2 separate regions of the Homo sapiens genome follow, and region 2 is linked to region 1. The links are chromatin loops, found by intact Hi-C in ENCODE. Cell type or tissue: Caco-2. All regions are shown on one strand. Links, peaks and the distances in the headings refer to the core of each region. The heading gives the core; the rest is flanking DNA.

Region 1 (8,728 bases), core at 504-8,503:
AATATGCTGGAATTGTTAAGCCTTAGTCTCTGAAGATGAAAGCCTTCAATATTTTAATCAAAAATAAATTTTTAAGACAAGGTCTTAACTCTGTTGCCCAGGCTAGAGTACAGTGGCACAGTCATAACTCACTGCAGCCTTGACCTCCTTGGCTAAACCAAAACTCCAAGCTCAGCCTCCCGAGTTGTTAGGACTACAAGCACACACCACCATGCCCAGACAATTGTGTTATTTTTCTGTAGAAATGACATCTCGCTATGTTGCCCAGGCTGGTCTTGAACTCCTGAGCTGAACCAATCCTCCTGCCTCAGCCTCTCAAAATGCTGAGATTATAGGCATAAGCCACAATGCCCAGCCTTAATCAGATTTTTTTCTTTTGGGATTCTCCTCCCCTCTGCTGTATTTCAGAGCTTGAGCAAAAGCATTAATTTCTGTAGTATGATTCCAGAGTTACAGAATAATTTCTATTGTAGACACATTAAAATTAAATTGAATATGAGAAGACACAGCAAATGATATTTGATGCATCACTGTGATGCACCTCAGTGTGAGGGTTTTTAATTTTGAAAATATTTTAAGACTGAGTTTTAGAAGAATAAAAATCATTTATTGCAGAAAAGAGCTTATCTCCAGATAGTGTCTGTTTATGTGATTATGATTACTTTTGTCAGAAACTGTGTAATTGACAATAATTTTCTTGCTAATCTAATTAAGCTATGAACAAATGGTGGAAGAAATTGCGAAGAATTCTGGGTAGAGCCTTGGGGCCTTCTTGATAGATATTACTGATGGTACTAAGTTCATTGTTCTGAGTCATTATTTTATGCATTGGATGGTGAAGAGAGATTTGAAATATCATTTTTGCAGTAGTTCCATGTTTAAACTCCCAAACATCCTACTGGTGATTTAAAATAAGAAAGTTTTTAACATATGATAATATGAAAAAAAAAGAAAAACAGGAGGATTTAGGTAGCTGGCAAACTAGCAGTGAATCGAGATCTGTGTCCTCACTGCGTATGTCCCCCTGCCTCTGACCCTCAGGACCCCAGGTGTTTCCACCTGTCTCTAATGGAGGGCTCTCACCCCTTTCTAAGACCAAGTGAGTCTTGGGCTGGAAGGAAATAGCAGAGTTCTGGCTCTGAAGCCAGTTGCCTTGGCACTAATCCTCATTTCTTTTACATGCTTAAAATAATCACATTTTAAAAGCAAATATCAGTACATGCCTGGCAAGCAGAAGTATATGTGGAGAGACTACAGGTCAGGCTATTTACAATCAAAGCTGCTTCAGAAAATCCTAGATTCTTGATTATTATATCTATGATTATTTTACTCAAATATCTGTAGATAAGCCCCTCCCCTTCCAGTCCTTTCCAGCCTCACCCTACTTGTACATTGCTTCAGTCAGTCATTTATTCACAATCAATTTACTTAACCATTCAATAAATATAAATTGATGTTATACTTTTATATCCACCACAGTTCTAAATGCATCAGTAGTTTCCCAAATACCTGACATACTTCTCCATTTGATTTTTCTCAATACTTCATTCTCCTTTTTATGGCAGTTCACATGTTTTCATTAACAATTATTTCCATTCAAGTATTTGTGTTCAGTCATCTAGATGTAAACTCCGTGAGAGTGAATATCACGTCTACCATTTATTCTAGCTGTGCCCACCACATACCTGGTTTAAATTAGAGCTTTTCAATACACGTTCATATAATAAATTATTCAATGGAAAGATCTGTTTCATATTCATTCTTTTTTATCAAGTTCAGGTATACGAGGCAAATGTGGAATAGATAACTAATTAATTAATGTATTCAAACTTTCTATTTTTCACCCAATAAAGTTTGTTTTTTAAAAATTTTTAGTCAGATCATCTGTTGAATATTTGCAGCTTTGCTCCATAGCCTCATACTTTTTCTGAAACCCTTGCTCACCAGACCTGCCTGTATTGTACTTGAACATTGTGTCTTCTATCATTACCCTCCCTCCTAGTAACCTGCAGCTCCTCTCCTAACTATTCAGATTTCTGTATCTAACATTTTCTGTTCTGCCTCTTCCTAGTCCTGGCCAAGTCCTGGCGTGGTAGCCTCTATTCACCCTGTGCTGAAACCCCTGGCCTCAGAAGGTCTGTCCTGTCCTAAATCTTGCTACTGGGGCCCAAGTTTAAATAAGGCCACATGATAACATTTTTTGATTTGAGATTTTGAATTGGTTAATTCTACATTGTACTCAGCATTTTCCTTAAAATCCTTTTACGTCATATGTTTCATTTGGAATGTCTATCTTTCCATGAAAATTAAAAATCTGTGAAGGCCAGTGACTGTGATATGTTTTTTTCCACTTTCCATTTTCTCCCTGTCATCTGAGCATCTAGCTCAGTGTATTATTTATAATAGTGACATGATGCATAGATAAAATAAAAACTAACTAATAAAATAAGGAAAAATGTGTAAGATGATTAAGTATTTATTATATAACAACTACTCTCAGAAATATGAATTATTTACAAATCTATGTTCTTAGTGGCATCTACTCTATTAAGTCAATCTTGAGATACAAAATTAGACTCATGTGAGCCTTCCAAAACATTTGGGTCTTTTAAATTGAGTAGACTATTAATTTTAGATTTTTTACTATAAATTTTTAAATAAAATTTCAACTAAGATGAAATTATCTGTAGGCTCTCAGCTATTATTGCTATATAACAGATGTACAAGAAAGATATATAATGTAACTAAAGTATGATATTATTATACATTTATAAAGATCTTTATAGTTTAATAATAATCATTGACTGCATTTCTCATTTAATCCTTAAAATACTACTGTGAGGTGAGTATATTATCTCCATTTTTAGGTATGGAGCTCATTTTAGGTATTTTAGAGATGTTAAGCTGGCTTTTCCCAAAATAGAAAAACCAGAACTTTTGATACTATATTTAATACTTTTCCTACATGAATACCTTATCTCTGGTTTTGATGCTTGGAAATATTTAATGAGCTAAGCTTTGTTTTTTTTTAAAAGAAATCTTAGACTCCTTTATTTTTTTATCAGTAGGTGAAAGCTTGATACTAATATATATTTAATTTGAATCCATTCAGCTCTTGGTCTATTGTAAACACTTAAAAATTAATTCTACAGTATGTTTCTGAATTATTATAAAATCATGATGAATGTCACAGGGGAGCTATGTCTATTTGAGCCCATGGCATGAGGGTAAAACAACTTACCAAGACAGTTGTAGATAAAGAGAGGTTTATTAGAGAAAGTATGAAAGTATGAAAGTATGTTACAAGGGAGCAACAGGCAGGATCAGCAGAAGAGGAGCTGACTATGAGGAAACAAAGGCTTGCTGGAGATTTTACAGGATACTATTTATGCCGCATGCTGTGGAGGGCTTTGTGCAATACTGATAACTCCAAGGTTGTAGTGAGCTAACCTGAATTTTTTTTTTGTATCAGCCAAGGGTCTGGTGATAACTGGGCGCAGAAAGATTGTGAATTATTTGCGCAGGAGGGCTATGTGTCCGGGACCGTGAAGTAAGGCAGACTTGTAGCTAATCTGCTTCTTCTTTCTGCTTTCCCCTGCTCCCACCAGTCTGACTTCCTTTCCTTAAATAGGACACCACAATGAAGATTATATAAAGGTAACAACCTGTGAAAGTCAAATCAAGTATTAGAGCTGGAACAAACAGAATGCATCCAGACCCAGTGTGGTCAAATGACTTGCCCACGGGCATTGCATTCTTAGAGTCAATATTCGGAAACGAAATTTACTTGACATGACACTTCTCTACACCATATTAGAATTCATGAAAATATAAATATGTCTTAAACACTTTTTTACGTTAGGCGCTCCACACCTGCCTCTGTAGGTCTACTTGTCGGGGTCACATATTGTTGCCGACCATCTCTGCCAGCAGATGTCAGCACCACATGCATATACTGACATTTTTATTAGGCTAAGAGACACCTCATAAATAAAGGCAAGAAAGGATGGTTAAAACTCATGAGGTAAATCTATTTTCATCTATAATACATACAGTTAGCTTTCATGTGGATTTTCTAATTATAAATTTTGATAATTTATGTTTAAAATGTTAAATGCTTTTATCACTTGCCTATTACGTATGTATGTCTGCATTTGTACCCTTAATTTTCAGTGTTTAAGGCATGTTTATGAATAAGACAGTAGAAAAAAAGGAAGAAAGTGATAGGTATTGGGTCACGCACCTTGTGGGGATACTCATATATAGTATCTCCAATTAAAAAGTGAAATATCACAAATAAATTAGTCATCTTCCAACTTCGTGTGGCAGTTTTACCTTTAACATACTATTTTTTAAATCTACTTTTTTGTTAATATAAAGAAAATTATGAATCATGACTTTACTAATTCATACATGTTAAGTGTTTGGCTAAATGGGGGAATGTAATAAAGTATAGTGAGTTTTTCTTAAAGCAATTTCAAGGTTTCACATGAAAGTTTCAACATAGAGGCTTTATATGAAAAGGAGCTCAAACAATTTTATTTCACCAGTGTATACAGGTAACATGTAATTTTATACTAAAAGTAAATTTAGAGATTTTTCTAATCTATTTTCATATTATAGATAAGGAAATAAAGCCCATAAAAGGTTAAAGACTCTTAACAAATTTTCCAAATTCCCAAATCATGGTATCTGAAGGGGGCAGAGATTAGAATTTATTTCTCCTAGGTCCCTATTCTGAGTCCATCCTTGTGCACCAAGCCTCAAGGCCAACATATTACCTGTTAAATGAATCATTCTATGTCATATTAAAAAGTATTGCACAATCACCTCTTTTTCAGGAAAGTGTGTTTTTAGAATCAAGACCATGAATTGTATCTTATTAAAAGCTATTTAATAGCAAATTATATTGCCTATTACTTTAATATTTATATTATAGGCACTTTATCACTTGTAAATAAATAAAATTGTATAGCACTAAATAAAGATGCCTATTCTCTTAGGCAATCCGATCAATCAATCAATGAATCATTGAATATATTTTCAATATAGTGAACAGAAGAACACACAAGGTCCTAAATTTGTAAAAACTTATGATTTAGTTGGAGAGATAAAATAGATTTATAAAAATTAATTGACTATATAGAGCTGAGAAAAGCTCAATGAATATAATTTGTGTTGGAGTTTGTAAGGTGGTGGGAAAACCTTGACATACCTAACAAATGAAGATAGGGGAAATTAACTTAGGATTTTTAAAAATAACAAGCATTTAAGTAGGTGAGAAGTAAAGAGAGATAGGCAAATGCATTGTGAGAAAACAAACCAATTGGAGAAAACCAACCTGAACTCTTCAGTTTGAGATGAGTGTTTCAGGAGAAATAAAAATGAACATATATGCATTCCTTAAATTATTTTTATTGTGTTTCTTACCTCATTCAAGAGCTAATGGTCCTTTTTTGTAGAAATGTGGAATCTTCCTACCCATGAGCATGGAATGTTCTTCCATTTGTTTGTATCCTCTTTTATTTCATTGAGCAGTGGTTTGTAGTTCTCCTTGAAGAGGTCCTTCGCATCCCTTGTAAGTTGGATTCCTAGGTATTTTATTCTCTTTGAAGCAATTGTGAATGGGAGTTCACTCATGATTTGGCTCTCTGTTTGTCTGTTGTTGGTGTATAAGAATGCTTGTGATTTTTGTACATTGATTTTGTATCCTGAGACTTTGCTGAAGTTGCTTATCAGCTTAAGGAGATTTTGGGCTGAGACAATGGGATTTTCTAGATATACAGTCATGTCATCTGCGAACAGGGACAATTTGACTTCCTCTTTTCCTGATTGAATACCCTTTGTTTCCTTCTCCTGCCTAATTGCCCTGGCCAGAACTTCCAACACTATGGTGAATAGGAGTGGTGAGAGAGGGCATCCCTGTCTTGTGCCAGTTTTCAAAGGGAATGCTTCCAGTTTTTGCCCATTCAGTATGATATTGGCTGTGGGTTTGTCATAAATAGTTCTTATTATTTTGAGATATGTCCCATCAAAACCTAATTTATTGAGAGTTTTTAGCATGAAGGGGTGTTGAATTTTGTCAAAGGCCTTTTCTGCATCTATTGAGATAATCATGTGGTTTTTGTCTTTGGTTCTGTTTATATGCTGGATTACATTTATTGATTTGCATATATTGAACCAGCCTTGCATCCCAGGGATGAAGCCCACTTGCTCATGGTGGATAAGCTTTTTGATGTGCTTCTGGATTCAGTTTGCCAGTATTTTATTGAGGATTTTTGCATCAATGTTCATCAAGGATGTTGGTCTAAAATTCTCTTTTTTTAGTTGTGTCTCTGCCTGGCTTTGGTATCAGGATGATGCTGGCCTCATAAAATGAGTTAGGGAGGATTCCCTCTTTTTCTATTGATTGGAATAGTTTCAGAAGGAATGGTACCAGTTCCTCCTTGTACCTCTGGTAGAATTCTGCTGTGAATCCATCTGGTCCTCAACTGTTTTTAGTTGGTAAGCTATTGATTATTGCCACAATTTCAGATCCTGTTATTGGTCTATTCAGAGATTCAACTTTTTCCTGGTTTAGTCTTGGGAGACTGTATATGTCGAGGAATTTATCCATTTCTTCTAGATTTTCTAGTTTATTTGCATAGAGTTGTTTGTAGTATTCTCTGATGGTAGTTTGTATTTCTGTGGGATCAGTGGTCATATCCCCTTTATCATTTTTTATTGCGTCTATTTGATTCTTCTCTCTTTTTTTCTTTATTAGTCTTGATAGCGGTCTATCAATTTTGTTGATCCTTTCAAAAAACCAGCTCCTGGATTCATTAATTTTTTGGAGGGTTTTTTGTATCTCTATTTCCTTCAGTTCTGCACTGATTTTAGTCATTTCTTGCCTTCTGCTAGCTTTTGAATGTGTTTGCTCTTGCTTTTCTAGTCCTTTTAATTGTGATGTTAGGGTAAAATGGCCATACTGACCAAGGTAATTTATAGATTCAATGCCATCCCCATCAAGCTACCAATGACTTTCTTCACAGAATTGGAAAAAACTACTTTCAAGTTCATATGGAACCAAAAAAGAGCCCGCATCGCCAAGTCAATCCTAAGCCAAAAGAACAAAGCTGGAGGCATCATGCTACCTGACTTCAAACTATACTACAAGGCTACAGTAACCAAAACAGCGTGGTACTGGTACCAAAGCAGAGATATAGATCAAGGGAATAGAACAGAGCCCTCAGAAATAATGCCGCATATCTACATCTATTTGATCTTTGACAAACCTGACAAAAACAAGCAATGGGGAAAGGATTCCCTATTTAATAAATGGTGCTGGGAAAACTGGCTAGCCATATGTAGAAAGCTGAAACTGGATCCCTTCCTTACACCTTATACAAAAATTAATTCAAGATGGATTAAAGACTTACATGTTAGACCTAAAACCATAAAAACCCTAGAAGAAAACCTCGGCAGTACCATTCAGGACATAGGCATGGGCAAGGACTTCATGTCTAAAACACCAAAAGCAATGGCAACAAAAGCCAAAATTGACAAATGGGATCTAATTAAACTAAAGAGCTTCTGCACAGCAAAAGAAACTACCATCAGAGTGAACAGGCAATCTACAAAATGGGAGAAAATTTTTGCAATCTACTCATCTGACAAAGGGCTAATATCCAGAATCTACAATGAACTCAAACAAATTTACAAGAAAAAACAAACAACCCCATCAAAAAGTGGGCAAAGGACATGAACAGACACTTCTCAAAAGAAGACATTTATGCAGCCAAAAAACACATGAAAAAATGCTCACCATCACTGGCCATCAGAGAAATGCAAATCAAAACAACAATGAGATACCATCTCACACCAGTTAGAATGGGGATCATTAAAAAGTCAGGAAACAACAGGTGCTGGAGAGGATGTGGAGAAATAGGAACACTTTTACACTGTTGGTGGGACTGTAAACTAGTTCGACCATTGTGGAAGTCGGTGTGGCGATTCCTCAGGGATCTAGAACTAGAAATACCATTTGACCCAGCCATCCCATTACTGGGTATATACCCAAAGGACTATAAATCATGCTGCTATAAAGACACATGCACACGTATGTTTATTGTGGTATTATTCACAATAGCAAAGACTTGGAACCAACCCAAATGTCCAACAATGATAGACTAGATTAAGAAAATGTGGCACATATACACCATGGAATACTATGCAGCCATAAAAAAGGATGAGTTCATGTCATTTGTAGGGACATGGATGAAATTGGAAATCATCATTCTCAGTAAACTATCACAAGGACAAAAAACCAAACACCGCATGTTCTCACTCATAGGTGGGAATCGAACAATGAGAACACATGGACACAGGAAGGGGAACATCACACTCTGGGGACTGTTGTGGGGTGGGGGAAGGGGGGAGGGATAGCATTAGGAGATATACCTAATGCTAAATGACAAGTTAATGGGTGCAGCACACCAGCATGGCACATGTATACATATGTAACTAACCTGCACATTATGCCCATGTACCCTAAAACTTAAAGTATAATAATAATAAAATCAAAAAATAGAAAAAGAAATGTGGAATCTTGTTTATTTGCCATTATTTTAAATAATTTCAAAAAGTAAATGGCATATTAAATAAACTGTCTGATGTCCTGAAGCAAAGGCATTATCAACTATTTGAAGCATCAACATTTTTATCCCCTGCAAATTTCCTTCAGGCTGAA
Region 2 (8,728 bases), core at 283-8,282, 97 kb after region 1:
TTGGTTAAAATATTAACCTATGGGTTAAAACTAATTTATATATGGAAAAAGGGGCCTCAACTTACGTGTAATAGAGAAGGCTCCATCTCCATAGTTGCCTTATGATTCTTTCAGAGCTCCCAGGGCACAAAGGCAGTTGTTAGTGTAACTCGCAGCAGGTAAGAAATTAAATCATTTGGGTGGGTGTGGGGGGGGGTCATTGAACTTTAAACATAATTTTTATTAGTTATTTCAATTCATTGTTCTCCACACACCACAAGGATCATTATACAGATTCGTAAAAAGCTGGGAAATTATTTTCCCAGAAGGTTCATATGTAGCTGGTATAACAATTACCTTGACCTAAAGGATTAAAGTAATTCTGAGTATATTAATCCCTCCTGAGCTACACAAAACTTTTTTTGATTTATACCGGAACCATCAGAGCTGTCCTGATGCTTGCAAAATATGCAATGGTAGTTGAATTTGGCACCTCATATTTATTTGCGTCAAGATTTCATTAGGATGCTGAAATCAAAATATTGCTATCAATATTCACTATTTATCCAATAATTCTAAAGTACAGTCATGCGTCGCTTAATAGTGGGAATAAGTCCTGAGCAATGTGCTTTTAGGTGATTTCATTATTGTGCATACAACATAAAGTGTATTTACACAAACCTAGATGGTATAGCCTACTACATACCTGGGCTATATGGTAGAACATATTGCTCCTAGGCTAAACACCTGTACAGCAGATTACTGGGCAATTGTAATACAATGTGAAATATTTGTGTATTTAAAGATAGACAAAGTAAAGTAAAAATACAGTATAAAAAATAAAAATGGTATACCTGTATAAAGCATTTACCATGAATAGAGCTTGCAGGACTAGAAGTTGCTCTGGGTGAATTAATCAGTGAGTGGTGGTTGAATGCGAAGGCCTCGGACATTTGTGTACACTACTGTAGACTTTATAAACACTGTTTACTTCTGCTACACTAAATTTATTAAAAATCTTTTTTCTTCAATAACTTTAGCTTATTGTAGCTATTTTATTTTATAAACTTTAATTTTTAAATTTTTTATTCTAAAAACACAAACACATTGTACATATGTACAAAAATAATTGCTTTATTTTCTATTTCTATAATTTTTTTTCTTGCTTTACTTTTAAAATGTTTTGTTAAAAACTAAAACACAAGCACACACATTTGCCTAGGCCTATACAGGTTCAGGATGATCAATATCACTGTCATCCACCTCCACATCTTGTTCCACTGAGAGGTCTTCAGGGGCAGTAATATACATGGAGCTGTCGCCTCCTATGACTACAATGCCTTCTTCTAGAATACCTCCTGAAGGACCTGCCTGAGGTTGTTTTACAGTTAACTGGCTTTGTTTTGTTTTGTTTTGTTTGTTTGTTTGTTTACATATAAGTAGAAGTACACTTTAAAAATAATGATTAAAAAGTATACTATAGTAAATATGCAGACCAGTAATATAGTCATTTATTATTGTTAAATATTATGCAGCTTATATATTATATATGCTAAATTTATACTACTGGCGGTGCAGTAGGTTTGTTCACACCAGCGTCACCAGAAGAACACATGTAATGCATTGTACCTTATGACAACTAGTCACTAAATGATAGGAATTTTTCAGCTCCATTATAATCTGACAGAATCACCACTCTATGTGTGGTTCATCATTGACCAAAACGTCATTATGTGGCACATGACTGAATGTTAACTTTCAGTCAGATGTTAGTAATTCCATTAGAAATAATCCTCCCTCACCTACCCCTTCCCCCCACCACCTTCTGCCTCATATATAACTTTGGAGAAAAAGGAAGAAATGACTCAAAGCAGAAACAAATCTTTTAACAGTTGTAACAAGAAATATGCAGAATAAATTATTTTGTAAACATCAGAACTGCATGTTCTTAAGTGTGAAAGTGTTCTCTCTCTTTTTTAAAAATGAAAACTGATAGTATCAGTGTAGAAGACTTGACTGGATAGTAATTTAAAATGGGAAGTAAAATGACTATATATATATATTCCTGCATCATAAACAAAAATGCATTTATTTCAGTGATTTTTTTCCTTCTGGATTCATAGGTATGCTGTTACTTATTGAACTTTTCAGAAACATGAAAGATCTTGCTTATTGACAATTTCTAATTTTCCTGAACTGCTATGTGTTTTTTCTAGGCAAAAGTCATCATATACCTCTGTTCATAACCTGAATAAACAGAATATTTTTAATATATCAAGTTGCTAGCCACCTTTCAACTGGTGCCTTCAGGATAGAAGACTGTGATGAAATGTCAGGAAATGATGTGAATTAGCCAAATTCTGCTTTAATAGGTTTTATTTTTATTTAGGTACAATAAAGCCAACAGATGAAGAGACAACTGCCATTGAAAAGATAATTTGTTATACTCTTAGATCCCAAAAAAAGGAAGGTCATACTAGGAATCACCAAGCTTGGCCATGAGGCAGAAGGAGAGCAACAGACTATGGTCCAGATCCTTTATTGTGGTTTCTACAGGAAGGAACAGGCAAAGCAGGGTAAGCAGCCTTACAATTGGCTAGTTTGGAATAATTTCAGCAGGCTCTGGGGCATAAGGGCTGGTTCTGGTTGTCTGGTACCTGGTCCTGGGGTGATCAGGGCTGATGTCTAGTGCCCCTGAGTGTGAAAGCCTGATAAACCGGTGATTGGAGGAGTGGACTTAATTGGCTGCTCAGAAAGGGAACTGAACAGCCTCTATCCAGGGCATGCAAACTGGATCAAGACGCTATTTAAAAAACTATATACAATTGATCTTTTGATGTTTCAACATCAGTTTTGAGCTCTATTATCTGAGACATTTGAATGACAAGAATAGTAGAGAAGTTCAGAGAGTAGGGCACAAGATGCCCTGAAGAGTCTAGAAAATATTTCAGTATGAAAGTAAAAAGAAAGAACACAAGTAGAAGTATAAGGAGTCCTGGTATGCTGGCTTGTAACTAAGCTTCTGATTTTTATGTCATTAACCCAGAAAAGGTGAAATTTCTGAGGTCTCTAATAATATCTTGGTGGTATTATGTGTGCATATATATAATTTTGATATATTTTTCTGGTCAAGATGGTGGCCAGCTCTAGCAGTTTTGTTGCTGGAGGGTTTGAACTTAGTTTAGTAAAGGATGTTAAGATTAGTGTCATTTGTGTGTAACCAAGGGGAAGGGGTGGTTGTAGCAGTCATGGATGGAGACACGAGGCAGTGGGCCTTGGTAGAAAGGTGAGGTAATCAAAGAAGAAGGCACTGGGGAGTGAGTAATTCTCTCTTCAGATGGTCAAGGAATTGAATGATAAGAGGAAGATGCCTTCTGGGGAAAACAATCATCTCCATTCATTTTTAGAATGGCACAGATTTTAGTATCCTGTACCTGATTTTCTTTTAGGCATGAATGTGTAGCGGTGTATGTTTTGGGAGAGAGCAAGGAGTGTACAAGGATCACAGGCTAAGCAGACAGCAATCTCAGGAAATATAATAGGATTTCTAATATCAAAGGAAGAAAAGCAATAAATGTTTCATGCCCAATTTGTCAGCACCTTAAGAGAGGCAGCCCGTGGGAGTTACAGGGACAGGGATTTCAGGTTCCTAGGTGAAGTCACAGGGAGCGATGTCACATCCGGTGGTGAGCCCCTGGGCCACGGTGATGTCATGTAGAATGTGAGTTCATTGTCACCAGGTGATTCGATACTCTTTTCAAGTGGATATCCACTGCAGAAGATATGGGTTTTGTTTTTGTGCCTATGTGGACTCCAAATGAGACTAGGCCACTTGTGTATATCTGAAGGCAAGACTGGCCTGAGAATTTGGTAAATAAATGTCATTTAAGTCAACAGGCTTCTGGGTGACAGCTAGCAAAGGCAATGTTGGCACCCATGTGCTGTAGTAAGGGACAAAAGCACCAGAACTCTACTGGCACAATTAAATTCCCCATTAAAGATGGCAGAATCTAAAGTTTCTGATATTTAAGGTTTTGCCCAGATTGGTAATGAAAGGGATTATGTTGCAAATAGGTTTTAAATCATATGGCCTGATTTGGATATATGTTGTTAATAGGGTATCAGGTTGTTTAAAACAGCGGTCCCCATCCTTTTTGGAAGAAAATCTTTTCCACGGCCGGACAAGGTGGAGCAGGGGATAGTTTTGGAATGAAACTCTTTGATATCATGTCATCAGGCACTAGATTATCATAAGGAGCACACAACTTGGATCCTTCACATGCAGTTCACAATAAGATTCACGCTCCTATGAGAATCTATTGCCACTGCTGATCTGAAAGGAGGCAGAGCTCAGGTGGTAATGCTGGCTAGCTCAAGGCTCACCTCCTGCTGTGCAGCAGGGTTGCTAACAGGCCTCGACCAGAGCAGTACCAGTCTGCCGCCCAGAGGTTGAGGACCTCAGGTTTAAAAGAAATCCAGACATTAATATTTGGGTCCCTTCAAAGGAAAGATTAACAGTCAGGCCTACACATTCAACAATTTGCTTTCTAGTGTATCACTCTTAAATTTTATGAAAAGAAAGTTGAAAACAATTTTTAAAAAGGAAGAGGGCTTAGAGGCATCAGATAAATGCAGCAGAAGGAAACTTCTAAAATCAACATCTATCATTATTTTCCTTTATTCTGAGATAACGGAAGATATTTTTGCATAATATGAGAACAAAATGCTATGAAAAGTTAACAGTAAACAAAGAAATCCCTTAAAAATAAAAATATAACAACCAAAAGCTTTTAAAAATTAATTTGAACGTTCTTGGGATCTTACAGATATGGAAAGCAGATTAGGGTTGGCACGGGTTAGGGATGAAGGACCAGAGAGGAAATGGTGAGGCTACAGGTGTAGCATGAGGCATAACTTTGTGGAGCTGGGACAGTTCTGAATCTTGATTGTGGTTACAAGTCTAGACTTGAGATAAAATTGCACAAAACTACACACACATACACATACACATGAGTACATGTAAAATGGGAAATCTGAATAAGGTCTGGGGGTTATATCAATGTCAATTTCCTGCTTTTGATATTGTATTATGCTGTAGTTATGTAAGTTGTTACCAAACAAAAGGAATGTCAGTTATTAACTCCAGGTAAAAACAAGTCGAACAAGAAAGGTAAGTTATATTAATTGGTTCAAAAGTGAACAATATTTATGTAGTTATACATTAAACATTATTATTAAATTAAAAATTGTGATATAAGCGGTATTGGAAAAAATGAGTAGTGGCTAAGTGGGAAGATGGGTTTTTAAAAGCTAATGGTTTTTCTCTATATAATAATTAAAATTGATAAATCAACAAATAATGCTATAAGAATATTACTTTGAAATGTACAGCTAAATATAAAAAGAAATATTTATAAGATTTGAAAGAACAATTGGCCCTGGAAACTACTATTTTTTATTATAATCTTATTTAATTATTTTGACTGTGAGCATGCATTACTCCAGCAAGAATAAAATTTAATCATAGTATAAAATATATTAAAGAAAACTTATGAAACAAGAATTTTTTTATCATGTTATTTTAAGGAATAATAGATAAAATGATATTACCTCAAAATAAAGTTGGATGAAATATGAAGAAGATGTAATTTTCAGCTCACCTAATCACTTTATACCCAAATCATGTTCATTGTTATCAGGTTATATTGTTTGGAGTCACCTCAGATCCTGTTAGGAATTCTAGATATTGACATAGCGATTTTCTAGTTCAATGGTCAACATACTGGATTATAAATCCCTAATGGGGAATCAACACCGTCTTATTTATCTTGTTAATTCACCCTCAGAACTTTTTCTCACCATGTATTTGTTTAATTTAACTGGAAAACAGACAAAAAGCAGAAGACTAATGGCAGTTGTTTTTATTTCATAAGCAAACATGAGATCAGATCAGATTCATTTAGTGTGCCCCATGTGAATGAAAGTAGACATATAAAACAATAAGAAAATGAAAAATAAGGATGTGTATGTTGATGCATTTTTAGATGGAGTACTTTTTTATTATTAAGACGCTGAAACCAACATCTTTACAACAGCAGATAAATCACAGAGACTAGAATCTGACAAAGAGCTGATACACATTTTCCTAAATGAGATTTAAAAGAAAATATTAGTGAATTTTAAAGTGAAAAAAGTTTTGTTTCTGGTCAGAGATTTTCAGCATTAGTCTTTACCATTTGGGGTGTTAAATTTGAGCTTTTAAGAGGTATGTTATCACTTGTGAAAATGTGAAAAAGAAAGTCATTATTTTTTTTTCTAGTAGGACTGTATTTGCGATCATATACTTCGATCTGCTGCGTACCCAAAAGCCATAGTTTATATAGTTTGGACTTCAGTAAGTTTGCCACCTTGTTGATGAGACTGGGCTTAATTTTCTTTATTCATAAAATTATTCAATAATAATTTCAAGCAAAAAGCAAATGCATGATAGAATAGTAGACAATGCATAGTACTTAGAATATTTAAAGCAAAATAAAATAGCAATTTCAGAGGGAGGTTAAGTTGGGAAAAGCTTGCTGGAGATAACAAAACTTGCTTATGACAAACTATAAGAAAAAAGGTCTAGGGTGGATGGGGAGATAAGTATCTGTTTTTTTCTGGTTGAAGCAGGGCTTTTGTAGTAATGTAGCAATGAGATCAGACAGATAGAATGAGAGACTAGCTTAATGTTTCATGTTGCACTGATTTTCAGGATAACTGCTCCAAATGAAAAGTCTTTTGGTCACTAAGGCACATCAAATAGAAGATGAAGAAAACCATTCAGGATTTGTTCCCCAATCCTCAGGCACATGTGCACCTTGCAAATGTGAGCTGGCCAAATATTCCCTGAGTGCTTGCAGTGTCCTTTACTTACCATGTGCCCAGACCTGCTTTTTTTTTTCTTTTTAATAGTTCTCTTCTGCTTGAACAAGTTATTGTGGATTAGATTCTGAGATAGTGAAGATAATGTCACTTCTATAGCCAAAGCTTGAGCTTCAAACCAGCTGCTGGTCCTCATCCAGAGCTTACTCACCTGAAGATCCTGGACTGCTTTTCCCTTTCTCCAATTCTTTATCTTTGTCACTACCTGGACAAACACAAAATACGAGTCAGGTCAGAGAGAGTCTTGAAGTGAAGAAATAGTGTTACTTAAGGAGAACCTGAGAAATCTACATTAACTTCTTTGTTTTATCGATGAGTTAACTTGACCTGAGAGAAGTAGGAGCATGTTCAAAGTTATGCAACTTGACAGGGGGGACCAAACAGAGATTAGAGTCCAAGTCTCTGAATTACTAAACTAGCCTTTTCTTCTAATCTGAACTTTTATCAACTAGTATGGCAGGGCTAGACTGGCTACGTGAATACCACATGATTTACAAATTGTATGTGCATCTGTAAATAAAAGCATTCAGTGTTTGGTTTCAGGCATGAAAAGCTAATAATGAGATAAGAAAATAAAATACTTAGTGAATTTACTTAACTACAGTTGAATCTGATGAAGAATGAAATATCAATTCATGGTCACAGCCACAGTTTGTAATTGACAAGGAAAATGATCCTGGCCTTCACTGTCTGTGCTGCCCATAGGAGAAATATTGTGGAATACTTAGTAGCCACACATTTTACAGTTTTGCTATTCAGTCTATAACAATAATCATGACCTCCATATCCCAATGATTGGCCTCATCATCCTAAATTAATTGCAAATGCATATTTAGGAGTTAACATTGCCAGGTCCCTGTAGAAAACAAATTTCGTGAATTATGTTTTAGTAGTGGCATATCAAGATTCAGACCTAGATAGAACTAAATGGAATTTCTCTGCTTGTTAGTGAATGGAAGACATTTCAGTACCATGACTAATCATGACAGATTCTAGTAACACCTAAACATAAATTTATTCTGTCTAATCAACTCTTAAGAATGCATCACCTTCCAACTGAACTCTAATAACTCAATCTAAATGCTCCAGCCCTTTTCAATCATATCTAGAAAATCTTTGGCTATTAGGAACATTAACCAAATTTATCTTCCTTTCCACAAATACAGACAATTTAGGATAGAATAAAAATACTCTGTTGCCATTTTAATAAAAAGGTGTTATTAAATTTTATTTTAAAAATCTAATAGAAGTGAAGAGGAATTCTGATTCTCCTTTTGTTAAGCTGATCTCTGCATCTCTCCTGCCATCTATTCACTCTTCTAAATCTAGACGTTGGTTTATCTAGATAGAAATGCTTTGAAGCACAATCTAACTGAAAATATTTGACTGTATATACAGGTATATCATTTGCAAATTTAGCATGCAGTCCTGATATGCATATTGGAAAAAATTGTTTGAATTTCTTGAATTCTATTTTCCAACTACTCCTTATGTTATTGTAGGCCTTATCATCCTTGGCCAGATGCTAATTTTCCAGATCAGTGGTCCTGCGGTCAATGCCTGAAATACAAGAGGACTTGGTATTCAATTTCTTTTTCATAATTTCTGACAGAATTTCTCAAAGAATGTCAAATCTTACATTAAATACTACACTTTGTGCCAGTTAACAAGTGCTTAAGCTCCTTCCTATAGTCAGGGACTTACTCTTAAAGTTGAGAGGTTGGAAAGAAGGGGCACAAGAAAAAATATCTCTTCATTGACACTCTGCCAGAGTTAAATAATTAAAATTGAAAGGTGATGGCATAGTACTTTCTTTATGTCAGGTATT

The links. Peaks named below come from ENCODE experiments on the same cell type or tissue, not always from the same donor. Only the 100,000 strongest peaks of a DNase experiment are listed, where the experiment ranks them.
Region 2: a loop joins it to region 1, with 17 times the contacts of the local background. A loop is called at or near these places in 2 of 110 quality-filtered maps.

The regions. Positions count from the first base shown.
Region 1 is chr6:95,862,129-95,870,856 of GRCh38, reverse strand. No RefSeq gene overlaps it. Among named protein-coding and RNA genes, the nearest start is that of FUT9, 150 kb to the left of the region's middle. In Caco-2, for the core only: a CTCF peak has its summit at 3,905 (motif pointing right); a DNase peak (open chromatin) is centred at 3,916.
Region 2 is chr6:95,764,411-95,773,138 of GRCh38, reverse strand. No RefSeq gene overlaps it. Among named protein-coding and RNA genes, the nearest start is that of MANEA, 190 kb to the right of the region's middle. In Caco-2, for the core only: no CTCF peak of the experiment used is centred there; a DNase peak (open chromatin) is centred at 4,388.